Linked DNA regions of Homo sapiens: regions 2 and 3 are each linked to region 1. Evidence: chromatin contacts called from ENCODE Hi-C or POLR2A ChIA-PET data. All regions are on one chromosome and are shown on one strand. Each heading gives the region's core, a stretch centred on a gene start or an enhancer-like site at or near the end of the contact. The rest is flanking DNA. Distances are from core to core; before and after follow the strand shown.

The links. A loop is a pair of places that touch in the nucleus more often than their neighbours do. ChIA-PET counts read pairs that join two places held with the same protein, here RNA polymerase II (POLR2A). Pooled maps may share reads with other maps.
Region 2: a loop to region 1 is called in a map of PC-9, with 30 times the contacts of the local background. The contact joins the promoter of CENPS here to the promoter of CLSTN1 in region 1. A Hi-C loop is called at or near these places in 1 of 168 maps with a recorded cell type or tissue (PC-9) and 6 of 50 pooled maps. POLR2A ChIA-PET finds 5 or more read pairs at or near these places in 1 of 52 experiments (OCI-LY7).
Region 3: a loop to region 1 is called in a pooled map, with 2.4 times the contacts of the local background. The contact joins the promoter of SPSB1 here to the promoter of CLSTN1 in region 1. A Hi-C loop is called at or near these places in 4 of 50 pooled maps. POLR2A ChIA-PET finds 5 or more read pairs at or near these places in 2 of 52 experiments (MCF 10A and WTC11).

What each region holds. Positions count from the first base shown.
Region 1 is chr1:9,822,463-9,825,833 of GRCh38, forward strand. CLSTN1 (calsyntenin 1) reads right to left here and starts at 1,503. Exons shown (of 19, transcript NM_001009566.3): 1 at 1,181-1,503. The coding sequence starts at 1,271. RefSeq lists silencers at 1,225-1,304, 1,315-1,464, 1,635-1,684, 1,705-1,764 and enhancers at 1,377-2,093, 3,154-3,213.
Region 2 is chr1:10,428,678-10,432,048 of GRCh38, forward strand. It overlaps CENPS (centromere protein S), which reads left to right and starts at 1,756. Exons shown (of 5, transcript NM_199294.3): 1 at 1,756-1,891. The coding sequence starts at 1,841. It overlaps CENPS-CORT (CENPS-CORT readthrough), which reads left to right and starts at 1,756. Exons shown (of 4, transcript NM_199006.3): 1 at 1,756-1,891. The coding sequence starts at 1,841. RefSeq lists a silencer at 1,854-2,103 and an enhancer at 2,354-2,403.
Region 3 is chr1:9,291,232-9,294,602 of GRCh38, forward strand. SPSB1 (splA/ryanodine receptor domain and SOCS box containing 1) reads left to right here and starts at 1,663. Exons shown (of 3, transcript NM_025106.4): 1 at 1,663-1,840. RefSeq lists silencers at 1,328-1,497, 1,548-1,627, 1,698-1,767, 2,308-2,597.

The DNA.
Region 1 (3,371 bases), core at 253-2,752:
TTTTAAAAAGCTTGCTAAATTCAAATATGACCATTTCATCTAGATTTCTATCAATCCTCCTCCCCAAAATTTCTTTTGATTAAAAAAAAATCAGAACAACAGATTTAAGCCTACAGTAGATTCTACAGACTACACCTAGATTACTCTGCTCTAAGGCCAAGGAAAATGTTTACGATTTCAAGATCCACTCAGAAGCAAATACTGTATCTGCAATGCGTAAGCTTTTCGTTGGCAAGACCAGTCAATAGCAGAGGCATGCAAGGTTTAAAAGGTTAAGTGGATGAAGGTTAAAAGCTAATAATAAATTAGCCAAGAAATACTACTTCCCACCGAGCCATAAAATAATTTCGGTCCTACAATCCTAAAAAACCAGAGAGGTTTCTCGTTTTTGTAGAGAACATCTAACCCTCCACGGTCTAAATGACCGTCAGAAAAACAGCACCAAGGCACCAGGGGTAGCAGAGACGGAGATTTCTAACACTGGGTGAGCCCGCGGTCGCAAATCTCATCGCGATTTCACCTTTGGGTGAAAAGGTGGGAGGGAAGCACTAAGTTTCAGCCTCGGCTCCACTGGAAACAGACAACGTCTGAAGGACTCTGGGAGGAGGCGGAAAGGGGCGAAGTCGTGGTGTCCGCGGTGCAGCAACACAGAATCGGGATCTTGGAAACGGGATGCGGAGGAGTGGGCTCTTATGTAAGCACACACCAAAACTGTGCGTGCACCCCCCGCCTGATGCACATCTGAGCACACGTACACAGAGCATCTCACCCAGGGGTGCAGCCCCAGCCTGCGTGCGCCGCTGAGCAGGGCGGACTGACCCTTCGGCCCGTCTGCACGTTCCCCCAAATCAGCGCAGCCACCACCATGGGCTGCAGTGGGGGCAGCCCAGGCTCAGGAGCCCCGCCCGGGACGGAGCCTGGCTTCCCCGGGACGCCTGCAGCGCGCGCCCACAGTCTCCTGCGCCCTGGCCCCGGCTCCGCGAGCCCGACCCCCAACCCGAACCCCACGCCCTGACCCGGCTCCCTGCGCTCGGACCCGACTCCCCGCATCCCGGCTCGAATCCCGGCATCCGGCCCTACTCCCGCACCCGGACCCGAATCCCCGCACCGGGACCCGAATCCTGCACCCGGACCCGAATCCCGCACCGACCCAGCGGCCCGGCCCAGCCCCGGGGCTTACCTCGCGCGGCCCAGACCCCGCCGCCGCACAGCAGCCCGGCCAGCAGCAGCCGGGCGGCCGGGGCCAGCGCGGGAGCGGGGCGGCGCAGCATCGCCAGCCCGGGGCGGGAGCGGCAGGGAGGCGCGCGGGACGCCGAGCGGAGCTCTCGGAGCTCTCGGGGCTCTAGGGGCCTGGGGCTAGCTGCTCCGCGGCGCGGGGAGCTCCGGGGGTCCAAGGAGGAGCCGCCGCCGCCGCCGCCGTGACGCTGGGCCGCGCGCTCAGGACGCGGCGCCCTCCCCGCCTCAGAGCAGCGTCTTGCTGAAGGCAGCGGCAGCAACTAAGATGGCGGCGGCGCTCTCTCTCGGGTCCGGCGAGGGTACCCGGCCGGGGGCGGGGTGGCGGCGGGAGGGGCGGGGATGGGGAGCGACGCGAGGCGCGCGCGCGGCGGACCCTGGGAGCGCGCGGGCCCGGGAGGGGCGGGGGAGAGGAGCGGAGGGAGCGCGCGCGGCGGACCCGGCAGCGGGCGCGCGCCTCCGAGCCCGTCGGCCCCGCCTGGAGCGCGCGCCCGCGGGGACGCGCCTGGGGTGGGTTCCGAGCGGCCGGGAGGGGCCCGGGGGACTGTATCCCTTTCCCTGGCCGCAGATGGAGAGCCTCAACTCCGCGTCCCTACGCGCGCTCCCGGGCTCCTAAGGCCGGGTGAGCGGTACCCGGGGACCCGCTCCTCCTTCTCCACCCCGAGGACTCATCCTTCCCACCCGCTCCGCCGAGGAGCGCAGACCCCGGCGGAGCAGTGCGGCCCAGGACCCTTGTCACTTCGGGCAGGTCGCGTCGCCCCCCAGAACCTCGGGGTCCTCGTCTCCCCAGTAGAGGTGTTGAGAGGGGTCACGAAAGGGGGTCCAGGAGACGAGGTCAGCGAAACGCGCCTGGTAAACAGTTAAGGGCCGCGCAGCACTACCCACACCGGCTCCCGCCCCGGGACCTGCCCCCGGGGAGTCTGTCCTGAATTCACTGAAGGAATCTATTTGTGACTTTCAAAAGGCGGCTGGTGTGCGCGCTCTTTCTCAGTGACATGGTGCGATGCTGGTTCTTAGAAATGCGGAGGTCCGAATGGATAGAGAGGACAGAGAAGCCCTCCCCCTCTACCGTGGATCCCTACAGGGATCTTGGGGTCCTCCCAATTTCCCAGCGTCCAGCGGCCCCCTCCTCCTCGCCTCTGGACCCCTGGCACCCCCCCGCAGTGGAGGAAAGGCCTGGAACAGCCGTGGATGGGCGTGTGTGCAGGCACTGTACCCTATGAGACACTACTGGCTCCATTTTGCAGATAAGGAAACTAAGTCAGAAAGGTGAAATGACTTCCCCCGTTGGGACAACTATTGTAAAAAGAATCAGCCCTCAAGGACAGGATGTTCGCATTAGGGGGACACCAACAGCAAAAAGTGGAACCCTAAAATGTTCATTTTTCGAGACCGCTGGAGGAGCTATCCATGAATGTCACTGCTCCAGGTGGGGGTGGAGGAGGCTGGCAGCACTGGAGGCTGGGTGGAGACTGGTTTGTGGGGCGCAGAGGACTTATTTAGGAGACTAGTGGGCAAAGAGCCCAAAAACGTAGACTGAGGTCAGATTGGGGGAATGGACTTGATCCTACAGTCAACAGGAAGACCTGGAACGGCTGGGAACAGCGGTGTGATGTGACCTGGGGAAGGCTTCAAAAGCAATCTGGAATCCAACTCCCTGAGCCGTGTTCCCCGTAAGCGTCCTGCACCAAAGCCTACAGATTCCATCTTGTTAATGTCTCTCCTTCCTTCCCCTGCTCCCCCTCCCCTGCGTGGAGGAAGACCGGACTCTCCTTGGCTGGACCCTTCCCAAAGCACCTGCCTGGCCCGGGCAGGCTCCAAGCCACACCCACCACTCCTTCCAGCCAAGGCTTTGAGTCATCCTCTCCCCTGGTGACGGGTGTTGCCATTGCTTCTGCCCCTCCTGGAGTTATAAACTCAGTGAGTGCCTCCCTGCTGCCACCTCGTCAGGTCCAGACATCTCTGCTGGGCTTCCCATCCTCCACCCAGCTGACCTCAGGGCATGCTGTCTGCCACTGTCTCTTCTTATTCATTCCCCTCCCAGGGCCAACATCACACTTCCTCCTCCACCCATACCCAAGCCTCAGGTCCTTACAAGGAGCTTCTGGGCTGTCTCCTTCAGGAAGTCCTCCTGCCAG
Region 2 (3,371 bases), core at 506-3,005, 610 kb after region 1:
TTTTTGTATTTTTTGGTAGAGACAGGGTTTCATCATGTTGGCCAGGCTGGTCTTGAACTCCTCACCTCAAGTGATCTACCTGCCTCGGCCTCCCAAAGTGCAGGAATTACAGGTATGAGCCACTGCTCCTAGCCTCTGAGGCTCTTAAGTGCCTCTGTATTGCACACATGTCACTGGAATACTGTTCTTTAATCCTGGGAAGCAACTGCTTTAAAATGAGGGAACACACAGGTACAAAGCACAGGAACTTCCTGGGACGAATTGTTACAATTTCTTTAGCTCTTATGTGAGGCAATTGTTTAAAACCTGACACCTGCCCTGTGAAGTTGGAACTACTGTCCCCAGTTGATAAATAAGGGACATGAAGCTTGGCCACGTCCTGTGACTTGCTTGGGGTCACCAGGCTCAAGGGAGGGAGCTGGGCTTTGCAGCCACAGTGTGCTCTAAATGGGGCTGCTCACCAACCAGCGACCGGCCTTCTCTCCTGCTGCAGGCTTGGTCTCACTCTGGATGGCCTGCCCTGCCCAGCCCCATGCTGCCCATTAGGGGAATCCGTCAGAGGCTTGCCCTGCTTGGGCAGGAGGACTGTCCAGGTAGACTGGGATGCCCACAGAGAGCAGTGGACAGAGGCGAGAAGTGCCTGTCATTTCCAGATGCCACCCACTGAGCAGATGCAGAGGAAAGTCCTCAGAAGGCTGATTCCTCCAAAAAGCTTTGATCTGGGTTTCAGCCCCTGGCAAGCTTAGGGAACTTGAGGGACGTCCCTGGGAAAGGAAGACAAGGAGTGGCTTTATGTGCTTTCCTTCGTTCTGAAAGTAGCACCTGCTTGTGACAAATGCAGAATACAGAAATATAGGCAATAAAAAATAATAAAACAAAAACCTAGAAATACAGGCAGGGCATGGTGGCTCACACCTGTAATTCCAGCACTTTGGGAGGCTGAGGTGGGATGATTGTTTGAAGCCAGGAGTTTGATACCAGCCTGGGCAACATAGTGAGACCTGGTCTCTACAAAAAATAAAAATTAGCCAGGTGCGCTGATGCAGGCTTGTGGTCCCAGCTACTTGGGAGGCTGAAGTGGGAGGATCACCTGAGCCCAGGAGGTGGAGGTTACAGTGAGTCTTGGTGGTGCCACTGCACTCCAGCCTGGGCGGCAGAGTGAGACCCTGCCTCTCAAAAAACTACAATAAAAACAAACCAAAATTGGGTTTGATGGTCTCACTTCATCGTTAACATAAAGGAAAAACAGTAACACTTGTGTCAGAACTATACTCCTGCCAATGGCAACAACGCAGTTCCTGTTCCACTCGCTGAATGAGGTCACGGGTCGTTCACTCATTGTAGTCTTTGTGACGCTATTGTTGGTGATAGAATGATAAAGTTGATGGTCGATTTTGCAAGATACACCTGAGGTACAGGTGCATGGAGCTCCTGATAATGTGTACTGCGTTACATGATCTGTAAATCGTGGGCTACGCATCCTCTACACCCGACTGGAACACGCTTTGCACCTATGCGCACACGTGTTTCGCGGAGAGTGGTGCTCAGCGTTGTGCCAGGCGCTGAATCAGGCTCTGGGGTGCAGCAGTGACCTCGGTGGTCATGTCCCCGCGTCGCCCGGCCACCTCCGCAGAGCAAGCTGAGCAGGGGGCTGGCTGGAGGCCGACGGCGGAATCCCCTCAACGGAGCGCCGCCAGGGGGCGCGCGAGGCAGGGCGGAGCTGCGTACTTTGTCCGCCCGCGCGGCCCGTCGCTCGCGCCGCGGCGGGAAAATCCGACCTGGCCGCGCACCACCGCCCCTTCTCGGCCCTCCTGCGTTTGCCCAGGGTCGGCCCGCAGTGATGGAGGAGGAGGCGGAGACCGAGGAGCAGCAGCGATTCTCTTACCAACAGGTACAGGAAAACGGGGGTCGGGCTGGGCTGGGGCAGGACGGCGTCGAGTTTCTGGACAGAAAAGTACCCGGCAGCCCCCGGCGGCTTCTCATCGGCACCCCGCCCCCGGGCGCCCCCCGCGGCTGCGCATGCGTTGGCTTAACTGCCGCGGGTGGTGCTGGGAGGCGGTTTCCGCGGCAACGCGGCTGGACCCTGGCCTGCGCTGGCTGGGGAGGAAGCGGTTCTAGGGGAGCGTGCGGGCGCCGGGGTCCGGCGGCGAGAGGCCACCTTCTGGCCTTGCGATGAATCCTCGGTTTCCCCTTCTCAGATGGGGTTTTCGTGAGGGTACAACGTCGGCATTAGACATTCCAGGTGACGCCCGTACGCGGTGGGCGGTTCGGGCCGGAGCTCTGGAACGCTGGCCCTGGAGGCGTCGACCCCTCGTTACTGATGCAGGGACGCGGTGCGGACCAGTCAGGCCCAGAGCTCGTCCTTAGATGTGGGTTCGAATCTCTGCCCCGCCAACTTGTGATCGTATCGACTCGGCCCAGACGCAATTTTCTTCTCTGCAAAATCGTCATAAGAATAATCACTTGTCAGGGTAGCTGCGGGCATCCCATTCGTTCCTTTCATCAGCGCCGGGCATATGGGGCGTCAGAGGCTGAGAACGTTGCCGTGAAGAGGCTTAAAAGCAAGACCCGGAGTGGCGACCTTAAAGAGGACGGACTGAAGAAACGCGGGAATGAGCTCCAGACGCGGGAGTTTCCTCTCTACAAAGTTACACTGCAGCAGCTGTCTACCCTGCCCCTTGTCTTTTGAGAAGTTCAAACCTTCAGAAAAGTTGCAAGAACACGGTACAGAATGCCCAGATGCCCGTCACCTTGATTCACCACTAGTTAGCATTTTGCTCTGTTTGCTCCCATGCTTCCCTCCCAGCCCCGCGATTGGAGAATTAATTGCAGATATTTTGACACTTCGCCTTTACATTTTAATTCTTTAGTACACATCTCCCAAAAACAAGGCATTGGCTGGGCGCGGTGGCTCACGCCTGTAATTCCAGCACTTTGGGAGGCCGAGGTGGGCAGATCACTTGAGGTCAGGAGTTCGAGACCAGACTGGCCAACATGGAAACCCCCTCTCAACTAAAAGTACAAAAATTAGCCGAGTGTGGTGGCAGGTGCCTGTAATCCCAGCTACTCGGGACGTTGAGGCAGGGGAATCGCTTGAACCCGGGAGGCGGAGGTTGCAGTGAGCCGAGATCGCACCATTGCACTCCAGCCTGGGTGACAGAGCGAGACTCCATCTCAGAAAAAAAAAAAAAAAAGGCATTCTCCTACTACATCATTTCAATAAATTGTCCCACTCAGGAAGTGGGACAATTAATTTTGATAAAACTCTATTGAATGTGCATTGTCAAGTGCCCCCACTTGTCCTAAAGATGTTTCTTTTAACTGTCTTTTTTCCTTCATCCAGGATTCAGTTAAGGATGGTGCATTGCATT
Region 3 (3,371 bases), core at 413-2,912, 530 kb before region 1:
CTGGAGTGCAGTGGCGCAATCTCGGCTCACTGCAATCTCTGCCTCCCGGGTTCACACCATTCTCCTGCCTCAGCCTCCCAAGTAGCTGGGACTTACAGATGCCCGCCACCACGCCTGGCTAATTTTTTATATTTGTAGTAGTGACGGGTTTCATCGTGTTAGCCAGGATGGTCTCCATCTCCTGACCTCGTGATCCGCCCGCCTCGACCTCCCAAAGTGCTGGGATTACAGGTGTGAGCCACCAAGCCCAGCCTGGTCCTGAACTTCTGACCTCAGGTGATCCACCTGCCTCAGCCTCCCAAAGCGCTGGGATTACAGGTGTGAGCCATCATGCCCGGCCAATTATTATTATTATTATTTAATTTTTGTGCAGAGTCTGTGTCTTGCTCTGTTGCCCGGGCTGCTCTTGAACTCCTGGGCTTAAGTGATCTGCCTGCCTCAGCCACCCAAAGTGTGGGGATTAAGGGCGTGAGAGCCACCACCTCCAGCCTCAAGTGATCTTTTAAATGGGAAGCACCCCTAAGCTGCTGGCCATGGCTGCCCACCTGACTAGTCTGGGTTCAACATTCCTAAACCGCTGGCACCTGGAAAGTCAGAATGCCCACTCAGGCCCGCCCAGCCCAGGGCAGTTGGTTGAGTCTCCGTAATCCTATTCTGAGTTCAAACAAAGCTAAACCAAACTGATTTTCAGCACCGTAAAATGAGAGACATCAAACTTTGTAATCTCACAGTTCAATTGGGTTCCAAGCTCTGGACAGCTGGCCTCGGGCCAGGCACTGTTTCCTCGCCTTTACAGTGAGTGTGTCATTAGTCCCACCCTCACTGTACTGGGTTATGGTAAAGACACAGTAACTACGGAAGCCCCGCTATTTGTTTCGGCTCCCCCAGAAAGGCTAACTCCTCACCGTTTTCAATGGACACTACACAGCGAGGGGTGGGGAATGCCAGGAGATTTTGCTCTCAAAACAGCAAAGTCTTTAAAATCTTCCCAGTCCCAAGTGACTGCTCTGTTCGGGGAAGGGGGAGGAAAATTCCTTGAACGAGCTAGAGCCACAGGACAAGTCCCCAGAGGCTGGGACCTGTTCAGGGAGCAGCCCTGCGGATGCCAGGTGCCCGCGCCCTCAGGGTCTCGAGGTCCGAGGCCCCCGTCCCCGTGGGCACCGAAACGCGAGCGGCCGAAACAGCGCTGCAGGAGGCTCCCTGGACCCCCGGCGGCTGCCCACTCGTCCCCGCTGGGCACTTCAGAGGAGGCCGGCGAGGCCTTGCTCGGGGTTCCTGGGACAACCCCACTCTCCGCGAAGATTTCTCCTTCTCGTAAGACCCCCGCCCCCACTCCAGCCTCCCACGGCTGCAACCCAGGCCCTGCGCCACGCGTTTCCCAAAGACGCCTCCGGAGGGACCCGAGCTTCGGGCCGGCAACACCAGGGCGGCGGCTCGGGAGAGGGCTGCGGACTAAGGGGGCGGAGGGGGCGGCCGAACCAGCGCCGGGCTGACGCGCCCCGCGCCCCGCGCCCCGCGCCCCCGGCCTTCCCTGCAGTGCTGAGTGGTCCGTGCGCCCGAGGTCGGGGGCGGGGCGGGGCGGGGCGGGGCAGGGACGGCCCCGCCCACCGGCGCTTTTCTCTTTTTTTTCACTTTAAAGCCGTCGGTTGCTTTTTCTCCTCCGCACAGAAGTCGCGCTCGGGCAGCCTGCGCGCTCGCAGCAGGAACCAGGCTCCAGGCGCCGGCGCCGGGGCCGGGGCCGCGGGGAGGAGGCGACTTCGCTCCCTGCGGCGGGCGCGGCCCGGGCGCCCGAGCCTCCTCGGCCTTGGAGAGCAGCGGCGGCGGCGGCACCCCGGGCGCGGTAGGCGGCGCGGGGCACCTGGGACCCCGATGGGTGGGCGACCGGCCCGGGAGGGGGAGGCGCGGGGGGCCGGGCGAGGGCGGACGCGGGGATCGCGCCGCTGGGGGACCGAGTGGGTGGCGCGGGGCCGGGCGCGGGGGAGCGGGTGGAGTACGGGATGGGGACTCGGGGCGCGGCCCCTCCCGCGGTGGCTCCGGGGGCGCCTCCCTCGCCGCGGCTCCTGGGAGAGGGGCCCAGGCCCGCCCCGCGCTGCCGCCGCTGCAGGGCAGGGGGTCCCGGGGCGAGGCGCGGCGGGGGTCTCGGGGCGCGGGGACCGTCGCAACGAGTTGCGGTCCCGAGGAGGGGCTGGGGCGCTCCGGGGCCGCCGACCCGTCCCCCCTTTAGCCCGGGGAAAGCGGGACCCCGCTCGGCTGAGTTAGTTTCGCTTTTCCCGCCAGTCCGAGTCGGGATTGGCGGCGCGGCCCGGTCCCCCGTCGGGGCGCCCCCACCCTCCCGCAGCGCCTCCCCCAGGGAGCCTGCCGGGGACACCCGAGCGCCGCCCTCCCCGCCGCCCCGGAGCCGCCGCGGCTTCTCCCAGCAGCGGAGGGAGAGCCGGAGGGTTGTCAGGAAATCGATTAAATCAGAAAAACAAGGGCGGCCTGGGCCCGCGGGAGGAACCGCGGATGGGTCACCGTCCCCGGGCGTGTACTGGGCTCGGTGGCGTCCAGGTTCCGGTGAGGACGGGACGGCCCCGAGAGGAGGGTGCGGGTCTGCAGGAAGAGCGGGTGTCTCTGAGAGTGCATCTGCGTGTGTGTTTGTGCATGTCCTTGTGAATATGTGCCTGCGTATGAGTGTGTCTGTGTGTTCATGTGGGTGTGTGTGTGAGTGTGTCTCTAAGTGCATCTGTGTATTTATGTGCCTCTGAGTGTGTGTGTGAGTCTGTGTGTCTGTCAATGTGTGCCTGAGACTCTAAGTGACTGTGTGTGTGTGTGTGTGTCTGAGTGCGTCTTTGTGTATTTGTGTGTGCCTCTCTGTGTATGTCTGTGTGTCTTTGTGTGTGTCTGTGTGTGAGTGTGTATGTGTCTTTGGGTGTGTGTCTCTGCAAGTTTGTGTCTCTGAGTGTCTGTCTCTGCAAATGTGTGTCTCTGTGTCTTTGTGTCTGTGTGTGTCTTTGCGTGTGTGTGTCTTTGTGTCTCTTTGTGTGTCCACACGTGTCTCTGTGTCTGTCTCTGTGTCTGTGTCTCTGAGTGCGTCTGTGTATGTGTGAGTGTCTGTGTGTCTCCAAGTGTGTGTCTGTGTGTCTTTGTGTGTGTTTCTCTGTGAGTGTGTGTGGGGACCATCCAGGGGGCCCTCTGGTTCCTAGGTACTGCTCCTCATGGTGATTTCTTTACTTGGTTCTGGATAGCCGGGCATGCTGGGCCACAGACACCCCACTAGGCAAGCCCTGCTGGTGCCCCCGAGGAGAGCGCAGGCTCTTCCTCTCTCCATTTCTCTGAAAATGAACTACACAGTTTGGGGGTGAGTTGGCAGGGGCTGCTTCCTGAGTGAGTAA